Linked DNA regions of Homo sapiens: region 2 is linked to region 1. Evidence: chromatin loops called from intact Hi-C (ENCODE). Cell type or tissue: GM12878. All regions are shown on one strand.

Region 1 (8,000 bases):
ATATTGTGTATTAATTGGAAGCACTTCATAGCCAAGGTCTGTATTGTCAATTATTGTGCGTGTTCCTTGAATGTGAAGGCGGTGCAAAACTGTTTCCAATGGGTAAAGTATAACGTCAGAACAAAGACTGGCAGCAAAGTTAGCAATAAGTTCTGGAAAATAAGCATCCAACATACTCTGCACAGGGCTAGTGCTCTCAGCTAGGTGGCTATTGTAAGTCTTTCTCTTTAGAATTAGTAGGACAAACTTCTGAATAACTGAGCTGATGATGTAATGAAGAACTCCATGAAGCACCGTAGGGAAGATCAAGGAAAGAAGCGGAAGAAGTCGTTTGCTATGAGGCACTCCCATGCCTATCACTCTTCCAATTCCTTCTTTAACACACTCCAAAATGCCAGTATTATCTCGAATTATCTCACTCTGAAATAAAAATGATGAAATAAGTAAAACTTAACATTTGCTTATTTTGCCACAGAAAAAGGACTCTTTTTAGGTTCCTTTTAAATCCTAACATAGTGACTGAAGAGGGAAACATCCATGATTTGCAGACTTTAACTGTTATCTAGGCATCAGATTTTTTTTCAAATGAAATCTCATAAAATTGCTAGCAGTGAAGTTGGGAGCTAATCTTATTGGGGTAGGGAGACTGGGGAGATGTGTAGGTGGATACATCTCAAGAAACTTCTTAGAACTCACATGGAAAGGCAATAACTATGTAACGCTTAAGGAGACAATATAGTGCTTATAGTTCTTAAACATGTTTAAATCCTGGCTCCATTACTTACTGGCTATGTAACCATTGTCAAGTTACTTAACTTCTCCTAAGCACAGTTTCGCATTCTACAAAAATGGAAATGAGCACTGTCTACTTTTTATGCACAGGGTTGTTGTGAATATTAAATGAAAAAAGGCTTGGCACTCAGGAGTCACTCAATAAATGTTAGTCTTATTACCACCTGCAATGTCTGCTTTTGTAGAATTTTGGGGATATGAATAAGAAAGTTTGATGTGGATTACCGAGGTATAGATAGATAGAAAAGAACTTGCCAAAAGGCACTTTGGCTGCAGCAATGACTGCAGGAAAGTAGCAGATGAAATTTATAAGGTAGCCAGGGGCTATATCATGCCTTAGAGACTAATCTGTAGACTTTGGCTTCTAGTCAGATGGGAAATAACTGGTTGATTTTAAGCAGAAGACGGACATGACATAATTTGTATTTTGAAAGAATACTGGCTGTTGTGCAAAGGAGAACAAGATCAGTTGAGAAACCAGTTCAAAAGTTACTGGAATGATTCCAGTAACAAAGAGATGATGGTGGCTTGGACTAGAAGGTGGCAACAGAAGTAAAGTGGTTCAATTGTGCTTTTATCCTAAAATCAAAGTCTATGGGAATTACTGGTGAATTGCATTTGGGGTATGCAAGAGAAGGGTCAAGGATAACCCCAAGGTTGCTGTCCAGAGGAACTGGGGGAATAGCACTGCCTTTTATTGAGATGAAAAATTGCCAGAGTAGCAATTTGGTGAAGATCAAGAGTTCAGAAATGTTAAGTAAATTAACTCCAAATGGAGTTCACAATAGAAATTACAGAAAAAGGTACACAATGGACCTACAGATGGTTTCCAACTTACGATGTCTCAACCTAAGATTTTTCGAATTTATGACAGGTTTATTGGGATGTAATCCCATCGTGAGTGGAGGAGCACTGTATTATAAATGTGGGAGTCTTTAGTAAATAGATGATATTTAAAACTATGAGATGACAGTGAGCTTGCCTAGCCTTCTAATCCATCTTCCTACTTCTGACCCTGACATCCTTCCCACTCCAGTTTATTTTTAATGCAACAGTCAAAGAGATCCTAATAAAGATGTAAGTCAGATCACACCACCGCTCTGCTCAAACCTATCAAAGACTTTCCATCCTTCTCAAACAAAAGCCCAATTATTACAATGATTTACAATGTCCTATGTAATCTGGTCCCCTCTTACCACTCAGGCCTCATCTCCTGTATTCCCCCCTTGCTTACTTAGCACCAACCATAACAGCTTCCTTTCTACTTCTTAAGCATGTGTGATACAACACACATGACACAGTCCCACTTGAGAGTTTTTGCACCTGCTTTCCCTCTAAATACAATTCAACATTTGCTTATTTTGTGCTTAGTTAGCACCAGCCACATCGGCATCCTTCCTACTTCTCAAGCATGTATGATACAACACACATGACACAGTCCCATGTAAGGGCATTTGCACTTGCCTTCCCTCTACTTAGAATATTCTCCCAAATATGCATGTTGATCTTTACACAAATGTCACCTTCTCAGTGAGACCTTTACTTATCTTCTTAAAAAAATATTAACCGCCCCTCCCTACCCATTACACATCCTATTTGCCTTCCTTGCTTTATTTTTGCTTTCTTTAGCAGTTAATCGCCATGAAATATACCTTTTATTTAGTTGTTTATGTCTACTTTCCCCATAAGAATATAAGTGCTATGAGAACAGAGCATTTTGGTTTTGTTTGCTGTTGTATCCCCAGGGTCTATAACAGTACCTGATATAGGCAAGTACTCAATAAACAATTGATACATTTTTTTTAAAAGTTTAGCAGTTAAGATAATCTGCAAATCTGAAAGGTAAAGTGATGTAATTAAAACCTTGGTTTAAAACTATAATAAGAAGTCTGAAGTTGATTTTAGGGAATATGAGTCAATATGAATCCTTAATCAGTAAAAGGATATATATAAGTATTGCAACTTGAAAACAATCTTGTATGAGTATTGACTTTTAAAATGTGGAGACTAGTACAAGGATTTCTTTCTTTCTTTCTTTTTTATTTTTTTTAAGACAGAGTCTTACTCTGTCACCGAGGCTGGAGTACAGTGGCGTGATCTCAGCTCACTGCAACCTCTGCCTCCCGGGTTCAAGCGATTCTTCCATCTCAGCCTCCTGAATAGCTGGGACAACAGGCGCCCACTACCACACCCGGCTAATTTTTGTATTTTTAGTAGAGATGGGATTTCACTGTTGGCCAGGCTGGTCTCGAACTCCTGACCTCATGATCCGCCCACCTAGGCCTCAAGGATTCTTAATGAAGAAATAGATAACTACAAAGTTCATGATGACTGGGTAATTATGAAGGATGAAAGAAATGTAAAAATAAAAAACTTTCCTAAAACAAAAACTAAAGTTTTGAATCTTTAGTGTGAAGATAACAATAGTATCACTAATATATTGCCAAGGAGAAGAGGTTCTAAAGGAAGCTAATTTTTAGAGGGACAGATGAGATTGTTTTTAAAAGTTGAGTCTGAAGATTTAACTCACATGAGATTAGAGCTAATGATTCCTGTGAATAAATTAGCTCTTTCAGAATAATGAGTATAGGATAAAAAACAGAGGGTCAAGGATTGGGCCTTAAGGTATAAGACAAGAGATGGCAAAGGCATTATTGAAAAAAGATGTTCAAGAGAGAGAAATCTAAAGAAAAAAGAGTTCTAGAAAAGCAGACAAAAGAGATCAAAAGGAGTTAGCAAGTGGAACTTGAAGCAGGAAACAAGGAGTAAATACTGGGTTAAAAAAAACACATACACAGAAAAAACCCTATCACATAGTGAGCCGGGCACTTATATAAATAACTCATTCAATGTTACACGTCAGTTATTAAAATACTATTCACAATTTATGGATAAGAAAATTATAAAGGTTAAGAAATCTGTCTAAAGTCCCAGGTCTAATTTAAGCAGAGAAATGTGATAATGGGTCTGTCTCAAGCTAAAAATTGTTTTCCCCAATAAATCATTCTGCTTAGTTGTTTTTCCTTAAATAATTACCTTCCTGACATTTTTCCCTTACCTTTAAAATGAGGCTATCTCATACAAGTGACAACTCTGTAAATTCTATAGCACCATACAAAAATTCATCATTTATTTAACACAATGCCAAATGCAAGGGGAAGGGAAAGTATGATTTGGGTCGCAAGACACTAACTTCAGTTAACTGAAGTTAGTTCTAACAGAAATAATAATAATAATAATCATAAATCAAAGATGAATGATACAGCCAGAAAAGAAACAAGGTAGAAAAGAGTAATTAGAAGAGCAAAGGCTGATCCAGTGCGAGTTTTTACAGAGAGGGCACTCACATATACTAGAGAAAAGAATATGCTAGAGGATCTGATGTGGAAATAGAAGACAGGTGTACAAATAGTTGGATTTTGTATACAGGTGAAGTAAAAACTACCTTCATCTTACAGTTTTAAGTGTAGGAAGGAGGGTAAGACATTTAATTAAATGTACTTGAAGCGCCACCATGTGGTTAGGAATAGTAACACAAGCAAACAGAATTTCAAGTGCTAGCAGAAAATTGCTTCAGCTTTGTAGTATTTACCACACCCAATAGTATCAAATGTCACTTAAAGGCATGTTTTAAAAGAATCCTGTCAGTAAACTACCTGTGGGGACAACCTGCTTCCTGTTCGGATGATTATCCATCATGTTTATTCTCAGGTAATTATTAATTTACTGTCCAATGATAAGCCATAACCATCTGAGTTGTATGTAAGGGCCTTAAAAAGTTTATAGATTCTTTGTTTTCAGAGCAAGTTATAGGCTGTGTTCTGAGATGTCTAAATGAAGAGTATAGTTGCCTATGGAAAGGACAAAAATAATTAAAACTAGAAGTGTGACTTAAGATACCAATGGAAATATACAGACAAGCAACGTGCGATATAACTGTGATATTTATAAAATAAATATTTTAAGACATAGTCTTAAAATTTTCTGCTGAAATGTTAGATATCTACAATATACTGAATAGTCAAAAAACTATTCTTAAATAAAAAAAAAATGACAGTAAAAAAAAGCTCACCTGCACTGTTTCAATCAGACTTGCTGAATAAAAAGGCATTGCCACCACGTAAGTTAGGCTATAGAAATTAAAACAAATTTATCAGTATACTGAAACAAGATGCTTATACTAAATTTTTTAATATCTGCTTTAATATGTCAACATAATTTATAGTCAAGCTAGAATAATCTTTTTAAGGTTTTCAACTATTAATACCTACAGCCTAAAAATATTAACTTCAGAAATCTGTAACGTAGGATGCTTTATTCAACAGAGATGAAAAAATCAAATGATAAAACAAGGACAGCCTGCAAAGAAAATAGATTGGACATCTACCTACACATAGCTAATGCAGCCTATAAATCTAAAACTTAAAATTGAGGATGAGGGATCCATTCCATAGTTTGCCTTTTTAGTGATATTTGAGCAAGTAACTTTTCTGTTACTATCCTCTTATATCAATTCCCAGATTTCCCATCCAGCAGAGTTAGGCCAGTCTTCAATGGTGAGTGAAGTCCCTTTTATTATTAAAAAAAAAAAAAAACATTATACAGCTTTGCAAAGTTGTTTCCTATCACCAATATTTAGACATAGTAATATTACAACTTTGCAAGCCTGCAAAATATAGTTATTCAAAATAATATCAAGGTGGGACTTACCTAACCCTTATGGGCCAGGTCCTGGCAAGTAGTGGTTTTCAAGGTGAATGGAACATCACTAAGTAATAATGTGCTGGAATGTCCCACTGAGGGAGCCAGCAAGCTGGGGGATTTCCAATTCACAATCTTCAAAAAAAAAAATTAAAAAGTGAAGAATAAAATTCTAATCTACAAAAATGGTTACCGTTGTAAAATCACTAAGTGCCTTCAGGACTACATTTCAATGTCACTAAGGTTTTTTGGGTTTGCTTATCACCATACAAATACATTTGCATCTCTGATTAACAATAAAATAGTTATACTTTCTTTGAAAATCTGGGTTAAATAAATTGAAGACCTATGCTAACTTCCTAAGAAAACATACACAAAATTAGTCTGTGATTCTAGCCTTTCAAATTAGGAATTTATTTTAAAGATAATATATATTTCAGGATTTATTCCTAAACTCTGTGTTACTTTGTCCTTTGAAGTTATAGTCCCACCAACATTTCACTGCTCTAATTTCCTTCTCTACAGTTATTTAATAAGATTTGTTTCCAGTTCTAATACTATAAAAATTAGTGAAAATGCCCAATAAAAATGCCATTTTTTGATACTTACGATTTCAGTAGAAGGTGTTCTCCTATTTGTTTAGGACTCCATTTATGTAAAACCTCCCTAAAACATAAAAATAAACTTAAATAAAACAAAAGCCATGTTATTTAAAACATCTGGAATTAGCCCAATTTTCAAAACAGTAATCAACTTCTAATTTTTTTCAATCTGTAGGAGAAATATATTCTAATGGTGAACATTTTCTTTTCTAGAACACAGTGTAAACAACTGTGATGGTTTGAGAGAAAAAAATACAAGGTGTTTTCATACGTGCTGATAGAAGGGGCTGGCAGAGAAGCAAGAGGCACAACTGATTATGAAAGTAAACATGAGAAATTAAAGGAAGAAAATTAAGATGATTGGTTAAAAGAAAGAGAATAGATATGGAAACAAAGAACAGGATTAAAAAAGGCTTTACAAAGTATATAAGAATGACAATTTTTTAAAAAAGTTAAGTAACTCTAATGCAGGCTGACACATTACATTTATGTAGTACCTAATTTCTGAATTATCTTTACTTAGTACAATTACATAATTTTGTGACCATTATATTCTATTATCTTTGTGAGCACCTACTAAATGCCATGACTATGCAAAGTGCTTTGCATGAACTATTTCTAATCTTCATAATAACCCTATTTTCTCCATTTCATAGATGAGGAGATAGGATCAGAGGGGATTAATAACTCATCCAAAGCCAAGTAACCAGTTAGTGTGGAACTCTGTTCTAAACCCCGGTACTCTCTGCCTGTACTGCCTCTCATCTTATTTGATACAAAGAAGAACCTTGTGAGATAAGCAGAGCAGATATTGTCACACTTGTCTTACTGATGAGAAAAATCAGGGTCAAAAAGATCACAGGAAAATGTTCAAAGGAAACAGGCAAAAATGCCAGGTCTGGAACCAAGGTGTAGGATTTTGTGCATTCTGTCTGCTAGTTTGGTTACCTTTGGAAAACAAGAAAAGAAAGAAAAAAAAGGAAGGAAGAAAAAAAAAAGAAAGAAAGAAGGAAGGGAGGGAGGGAGGCAAGCTGAAATGAAATAGAACCAAAGGTGAAAAAAGGGAGTAAGTTCTATCAAGAGAAAAGTCCAAAAAGAGTCAAGATTATAGAGGGTAAAAAAAAAAGAAAAGAAAAAAAAAGAAAGTAAATAAGAAGAAAAAAATGAAAAGGCAGGGGAGATAGAAGAAAAATGAAAAGAAAAAGAGAAAAAAAAAACAGAAAGGGAAGTGCAAAATAAAGATAAGACTTGCTACCAACAGTTTCTCTGATGGAATGGGTACTCATTCCATCATGGCTATGGCTACAGCAGGAATCTAGATAAACATTTTCTATTTCACATGACTGAATTTGAAAAACAACAGCATATACATACATCAGAGACTTTCAGACAATAGAGCAACTACCCCCGATTTCTAAGACCTTAGAGCACCTTCTGGGCCGAACTCTGATTAAATTACTATTAGGATATTTATTTGGCCTGAACAACACAATGTAGCTGAAATCATATTATTCAATGATTAAGTCGAAAAATATAAAAAATAGATTAGGCCTCCCATCTTACTGAAAGTTACTTTATGATTATAAAACAAAATACGTTACATGCTTTGTAAATCATCTTGGCACAGCTAATACTCATGGCCTCACAAAGTATTACCACAGTTTATGACGACACCAATTTTAAGTATGAAACTGTGGTAAACACTTAGGACTGGGTAGCCTCCCCTTTAAATACAATGTCAATTCTGAGTTACCTCCCCTTTGATGACTACTGCCAATTCTTAAGATCATTAAGATAAAAGGAGACTTAAAACCAAGTATTTAAAAAAATGCTTTTGGGACTCTTCTTTGTATCTGTTCTCTACTACTTTATAAAATGGGTAAAATTTACTGTTACAGCTCTAGA
Region 2 (8,000 bases), 110 kb before region 1:
TTATTCTTGTAGTATTAAACTAGGTGCTGAGAAGCATAAGAAAAATATATCATTTATCTCCAGCACATTCATGTTTCAACAGGCATGTATCACCTAAAATTTACCAAATTCTAGAGGAACCTTGCTGCCTAAACAAACAAATTTGCCGTATTTCCAAATTGTCTCAGTTCTGTCAATAGCAAAAGGGCTCAAATCTCAGTGATTGCTTTATTTCTTCCTTCTCCTTCCTAGTCTTTATTTAGTTAACATATTTGTCTCTTTTCTCCTCCAAACTCTCTATCCTTCTCTTTCTACCCTATCCATAAGTTTTAAAACATCACGTCTATGTTGAGACTCTCATTCTTGGACTTCTTGTCTTCAATTCCATCTTACCCAATCTACCAGACGAATTATCGTTAATGGTTTATTTCATATTATTCCATTGTTTCAGCACCTCTGACTTGCCTATGGCATTAGATCCAGAATCTCAGTGTCTGCTCATCACCTCATCTCTATCTCATCCCAAACTCTCCCGAGGCTCCTTTCTGTTCCTTCTATTCACTCAGCTATAGGTCTTTTGCTCATTCTGGTTTCCAGATCTCAAATTCTATCTCCACCTCTCTGCAACTATCTGAATCTTTCTCATCTTCTAGAGCACAACTGTAGCCTCATTATTCATTTTTGTCTAATCTCACCAGTCCATGTCTATTTTGTTCTTCTCTGAATCTATATCAGTTAGATTATCTCTCTATGTCTAGACAACCATTTAAATTGGTTACTTAATACATATTAAATGAGTACTACCCAGTCCCTAAACACAAGTAGTTCATAGTCTATAAATCTTTAAGTAAAGCACCAATTTTAAAAATAATTTCCAGATAAGGATAATCTGAATGAATATTAATACTCAGAGTAGGATCAGTATAATTCACAGCCTCAACTTATTTACATAACATTGAAATTTCTTTTTAGCATCTCAAATAATCCAACAAACTTATCTTAAATCTCACTTTTCTTATTTGCAATCTGTGTACGATTCTTTTTTATCATTTTTTCCAAACTACAATGGCAGCCATATAACCAAATAGGGTGAGGCATTTTGGAGGAATTAAAAAAAAGGTAGTATTTTCCAGACCAAATTGTAATCCTTGTAATGAATGAATGATCAGTGGTTGACTACATAGTACCCATGGTCTACCACAGAATTTATGATCACTTGTATTACAATCATCAACTTTTTTTCTAAACACTTGAACATTAAGCTCAACAAAGATACTCAAATCTCTAAGACTTCATGAGTATATTTAACGTTTAGAACTGTCTTTGTCTCTTAGTGGGTTAAATATTTAATAACATAGTAGTGAAAATATTCAGCTAATATTAATTGTGCACTCACCATTTTCCAGACATTCTTTTAAGTGCTTATTTTTATTAACTCATGCAGTTATCACAATAGTCCTACAATTTAAGTGTTTTTATTATTATCCTCATTTTAAAGATGAGAATGCTGGAGGCAGTGAGGCCTTAAATTTTTGCCTAAGGTCACACAGCTAGTAATGGAAAAGTTGGGATTGAAAATCGAGCAGTTTAATGAATTGATTCAGTAACTTCGATGACTCTAGAATAATTCAAAATAAATATTCTATTTGTTCAGTAAAAAATCATTGGTCTCTAATTATATTACATTGCTGCTCATTATAGTCTTTACTTTGTAACATTCATTTTGCCTTTGTCTTACTAGGGAAAAGTTGGAGGCAGTCACTTATATTCTTTTATGGCAAATTGGATTGCTTAAAGATGTTATATTTTTTTTGAAGGATGAAGCTGTATTTAATGTTTAAAATTAGGTCGATTAAGGCAGAAGGAAAGAAATAACTGTTTATAGAACTTTCATGTTATTATGGGCAAATAAGTTAGAATGTCTGAGACTACAGAGATGTAGGCTCCATTTTATAGACCACAGTGAAAATTATCTATTGAAATACTTCATTCCCATATTCCTCTTATGGGTTAATTATGAGTCCTTGATAGTTCTTTGAAAGGGCCTGAGTAACAGAAAGGTCAATTAATAGTATCAAATTCTAGTCAGACTTATTTCTCTAGTATTCAGAAAAAAGTTCCAAATGATGTCTCTGCCATAAGCAGATTAAAAATGCATCTTGTATTGTATTCTGTTAAGCAATCATACCTTTACTTTTTGCTCCATTCTACGTTCCTATAGGGAATTGAGTGGAATGTGAGCTATTTAATATGAGACACTTAGCAGGCTCATTTTTCTAGTTTGAACTCATTTGTCTAAATTACATTAGAATCTAGTAAAAGACTTGATAACATTTTGATATAACCTCCAAATAAAATATACAAAATGAAAGTTGATAATTATAGAGCTATGTGCTCTTGCTACTCTTTATATTTGTGATGATAAAGGCAGAAGCTAAATATTATTTTGCTGTCTTTTATGGTCCTGCTTGCCTTATTACCATAAGATATAGTGTTATGTGATACCAGTTTTCAGGATTTAAATAGCACTTAAATATGTACTTAACCTAGTTTAAATGACAAATAATGAAATAAGCCACCACTAGCAAATATTTTTATGAAAAAATTAAGAATCTATGTTCTTGAAAAGACATTGATTCAGATTTTCATGCTCCATGACAAATGAAGCACATTTTTTTTTCTTTTTTTCTTTTTTGAGACGGAGTCTTGCTCTGTCGCCCAGGATGGAGTGCAGTGGCGCGATCTCGGCTCACTGCAAGGTCCGCCTTCCGGGTTCACGCCATTCTCCTGCCTCAGCCTCCCGAATAGCTGGGACTACAGGCGCCCGCCACCGCGCCCGGCTAATTTTTACTATTTTTGGGAGAGACGGGGTTTCACCGTTTTAGCCAGGATGGTCTCGATCTCCTGACCTCGTGATCTGCCCGCCTCGGCCTCCCAAACTGCTGGGATTACAGGCGTGAGCCACTGCGCCCGGCCAAATGAAGCACATTTATTAATCCTCCCTCTTGAATCCCACTGCAATGAGCATGAAAATGCTCTGAAGGGAATAAATCCATAAAATAATCAAAAACAAAACATAGAGCATCAATAGTCTGAAGAAGTTGAAGGCATAAAGCAAATTGGGCAGATGTTCCTTGTATGAGCAGAGATGAAAACCAATCTGTGTCGTGGAGGGATCACAAACAATTGACAAATGTGATGAGTAGGATTGTGCTTTGTGACAGTGAAAGTAATTATTTAAAAGACCATATGCTGAACTATGACATCCTGAATCCAGTCCACCACTCCCATCCTTGTGTGTATACAGAGAAGACAGATGTGGCAATAACATAGAAGTGGAGATACATCTATAAGGAGGGCTAGACTCCCAAATGTGAGCAATAGCGATCCCAAACGAACTCCTTTAATTTTAGCATGAAAATAGATGAAGATTGCTAAGAAATAGCTGCTTTAAACTGTCCATGTTATTATGCTATTATCTCTTGGCTTCAAATTTACCAATCTATACCCTGTTGTGCTGTCATAGAACTAGGACTCTGCAATCCACATTTCTCCTTTGTTGTCATATTCCCTATAGGCTCAGCCAGTAGGGGGCACAAAAGGGAGATTCCATGGCTGTTCTTGGCAGTATCATCAGAGCAGCACTTCCTTACCTGGACAGCAGCAGCATTTTATTCCAGTAGTAGCTGTTGATTCTAGTTTGTAGTTTTTCCAACACAGAATTAGCTTTATTGTGTCCCCTCGGCCTTTAACACCAGCTGTGCTGAATCTCATCCTCGAAGATTTTGGGTCTTGGCTTTGCGTGGCCTTTCCTCTGAGTTCTAAAGCACCAGAACAAGCCGAGGAATGTTCCTCCTCAAAGGTCTGAGTCCCAGCTCCACAGGTCCTTCCATCCTCCTAAGGCATCTGTGCCAGCTGAGCAGTGCTTGTTCCTCAGAAGTGTATGCCTTAGTGCCACAGGACCCACCCTCCAAACTTCTAAGTTGTAACTATTCCAACTTTTCCCCCTTTATCCCTGCCACCCTACTTGTCATAACTGCTAGTGACATTATTACCTTTTTACCTTCTCAGTTCTCTAATACCTAGTTAATAATTCTTGATGTTAAATACTCTTTGTTAAAATAAATGAGGCTGTTATCGTCTCCTGATTTGACCCTGACTAGTATTGAAATAAACTCTACCTGCGAAACTAATTTCAAAGCCAATGCTCCCAATCAGGGTGGAAGCTCGCTGGCAAAGCAGGCATATATAATTGTGGAGGAAACAACACTAAGAAGCCTAATCATTCATTCATCAATAAAACAAAAAGAAAACAAGAACCATGAGTCATCTGGGAAAAAATGCAGCACAAAATATAAAATTCAAGATAAACAGATGGATTAAGTAACACTTGGGAAAGTGGAGACATATTGAAATAGAAGAGAATGCTTAAAATAGTTATATATGTTTTGTACCATATAAAATATGTGCAAAGATATTACAGCCATATAAAAAAGCCACTTGAAAAAGAAGAAACTTAGAAGAAAATAAAGCATTTTTGAAGATGGAAAGTACATGTAAGTGTAATATTTTAAAAGTCATCAACACTCAGAATACACTTATTTAAATTTTAAAACTTTATAGACTTTCAGAACACCAAAGACAAAATAAGATAATCTCAAACTCAGTCAGAGCCTAAAAAAATCATCTGAAAAATAATAGGAATTGGACTTTTCCTCAACATGAATGCTACAAGAAAATAGATAACTGCCTTCAAAGATGGAAAGAAAAAAATCAACTTTGAATTTTCTACTTAATCAAAAAGTCAACAGATTGTCAAGGTAAAATAAAGCTTTTCCAGATGTGTAAGAAAGTGAGAAAGTTTTCTACAACGCACCTTTCTTAAAAAACACTTAAGGATTATTGAGGTAAAATGAAAAAGAGGCATTTAAAAGAAAGAAGAAATCCAAGGAAAGATAAACCTAAATTGTAAATAAAAGCAAAAGAAAGTTTAGAAAGCTTTAGAGAAGTCTAAGGGAGCTATCCTAGAGTTATAAGAAGGCCACAGAGTTCCAAGAAGATTGTCTAAGAAAATGGATCCCGTTACACACATTTTGTGAATAGGAAGCTGAAGGATCTCAGCATTCAAATGAAGTCAGATTTTTCTTAACAAGAAAATAGAAATCAAATAAATACAAAGTATACTAAAAGCTAATATAAGAAAGCCATGCTCCCAATATGAAGCAAATTTAAATGTGGTCTGGTTTTGAGTAGTTGATCACCAGAGTGAAGGTGGAATCAGCAGACCACAGGCTTGCAGCTTTTTCCTTGAGGTGCACGGGGTTAATACTATGATTTTTTGTTGTTGTTGTTGTTTTGTTAAATACAATCACATATTTTCTTCTTAAGTTATTGGTTTATAGGTTTTAGAATCCGCCTAGACAAGCATAGTAAATGTAAATATAGCTACAAGACATAAGGTAAATTTTATACATCTTGAAAATATAAAAGTAATTCTAGGTTTGGCAACAGTTATAAGGTGCAAGGCAAAGAGGAAAAGGTGGGAGAAGATTACATGATTGTCATTCTCTTACACACTGTAAATTTAAGAGCTACTCTAAAGCTGAAGATAAATATGCTCCCATTTTCTGCTTCTAAGTATGGCTGTGCCACTAGCACCTGCCAGTGGAATGTGGAGAGTGATGTGTGTGTTATTATACTTCCATGCCAAGGGTTTTAAGAGGTGGATGTGGCTTTTTTTTACACTCTATATTTCCTTCTACTAGCTAGATGCAGAGGATAGTAAAGATCTCCAGGAAGACAGAGCCGCAAAAGCAATAAATAACTTTTAATTTACTATGCCAGTGAATAAAACAACTTTCTCAGCTACCTGAGAGGCTGAGGTGGGAAGATTTCTTGAGCCCAGGAGGTTGAGGCTTCAGTGAGCTATGATTACAGCACTGCATTCCAGCTTGGGAAACAGAGTGAGGCCCTATCTCTTTAAAAAAATGGAAGCTAAAACATTTCATAATTTCTAATGGAAAGTCAATAGGTATTCTAATATCTACTTCATTGTGCTCCAAAATGTATTATGTTCTAAGCACATGGGGAATAAAATAAAACCAACCATGTTAGAAAAAAATACGTATTTCAAAAGTCTAAGCAGCACAGTAATGTTCCATATAATGAATCATGTTTTATAGCTTTATATAAATATATAAAAATCATATACATATTATATATAATCATAAAAATTATTTAAATGCACATACCTCTATATCCTTTTGTCATCTTACTATATTTCCAAAACCAGTTTGTGTATTGCTTCAGAGGGTATTTAATTGCTTTTTTATAAAAAAGAAATTGAATCTTAAAGGGAAGGCTTATTACTTGTCTAAGGTCACGTTTTTATTAATAATAGTAAACACAAAATTGGAACCATGATATTCAGACTCCTAATTATAATTTCTAATAAAGTTTGTGCTTTATTAGTAGTACTAGTTATGGTTTTAATGTGGTTATTGCGTAAAAGATAAATGTTGTTATGGCTTTATAACTGAAGCCATGATAGTGAATGAGACTGCACAGGGTGAATGTATAAAATGAGACAAAAAGAAGACCCAAAACATGATCTTCAGGAAGGCAAACATATAAGGAGAGGCAGAACAAGCTGAAAATTATGAAGAAGTGGCTGATGAAGTAGAAAACATACCAGGGGAGTGAGTGAAATGTCACAGAAGCCAAAGGACGGGACCATTTTATTAAAACAATTAAGTGATCCAAAGGGTTCAATTATGTTAAAAGAAAAATGTCCATTTGATTTAGGAACAAGTAGATCATTGGTGATTTTGGCAAAAGAAACTTCAGTGAGCTGGCAGAAGCAGTGGTGGACTTCAGTGAATTGAAGAGTGGTTTGAAGAGGACATGGTTTGAAGAGTTATTGTTGATAAGAATTTTGTCTTTGAAGAAAGGGAAATGATGCGGGAAGTAGCTAGAGGAGAATGTAGGGTCATGGAAAGATTTGTTTTTGTGTTTTATTATAAAATAGTAAAAACAAACATGTTTAAGTGTTGATAAGAAGAAACTAGCAAACAGGAAGAAGTTGGAGACAGTAAAGAAAGGTTACAATCAGCGACTGGGGTATCCGGGTGAGGGCATTGAGAATATAGTTAGGAGTACATCTTTATAAATAGAGGAGTGTCTCACTTCTACCAACAAGAGGGAAGGAAGAAAGGATAGTATGGATTCAAGTGAACGTGTAAGTTTGGTGGGGAGAAGAGTTTGCATCAGATGACTTTTATTAATTTTGAGAAATAACAGAGAAGATATAAAGGGACTAACAATTTGAATCAAATGGAGACCACAGAACATGAAAACAATAACTTACTTGGGAAACCTAGAAGAAGTCCCAGGCAGCATCAACAATCCAGCTAAAGCTGGAGACCATGAATTTAAAGAGTCTTAAGCTGCATAGTTTTGTGATTTTCTCCGGCAGCAATAAGCAAATATGTAGTTGGTACAGGATCAGAATCTTTAAAATAAATAAAAGCACACACAGAAAATGGACTGCCTATTGACATGTGCAAACACATATGAAATTCAAGATAATTGGAAGGCTTTCAAAAATATCTCCATAGCTCCTAACACTAAACTTTGGGGTTACTACCTAAGAAATAGGTTTAGTCATGTCAGGCATGCCCTAAGCTATTGGAATTCCATTTATATAACCATTCTGAGCAACTGAATTAGAAACTAAAATCTATAGCTACCAGACTGATTCTACAATCACATGGCACCTATGAAAAGAAAACTTGTCTTTCTTCATAATGAATGATTAATTTTGTAAATGTGCTGTGAAAATTCTGGCAAAGCACTGTGCTTTGGAAGTAGGAAAGTTGCTAAAGCTATGGGCCACATTAATTGGTTCCACTCCTTAATGCTTTAGATTTTTCAGATTTACATATGCCAACACTTTTTAAAATTTAAAATTTGACCTAAAACAAACAAAAAAGTTGTGTTCAAAATTTAACACAACATTTAAC

What was found. Peaks named below come from ENCODE experiments on the same cell type or tissue, not always from the same donor. Only the 100,000 strongest peaks of a DNase experiment are listed, where the experiment ranks them.
Region 2: it touches region 1 in a loop (11-fold over the local background); 10 of 110 quality-filtered maps call a loop at or near these places.

The regions. Positions count from the first base shown.
Region 1 is chr5:110,753,624-110,761,623 of GRCh38, reverse strand. It overlaps SLC25A46 (solute carrier family 25 member 46), which reads right to left. Exons shown (of 8, transcript NM_138773.4): 6 at 6,103-6,159; 7 at 4,865-4,922; 8 at 1-420. Among named protein-coding and RNA genes, the nearest start is that of SLC25A46, 19 kb to the right of the region's middle. In GM12878, a CTCF peak has its summit at 4,300 (motif pointing left); a DNase peak (open chromatin) is centred at 4,297; H3K4me3 peaks cover 300 bases; H3K27ac peaks cover 2,583 bases.
Region 2 is chr5:110,861,472-110,869,471 of GRCh38, reverse strand. No RefSeq gene overlaps it. Among named protein-coding and RNA genes, the nearest start is that of SLC25A46, 130 kb to the right of the region's middle. In GM12878, a CTCF peak has its summit at 3,564 (motif pointing right); no DNase peak of the experiment used is centred here.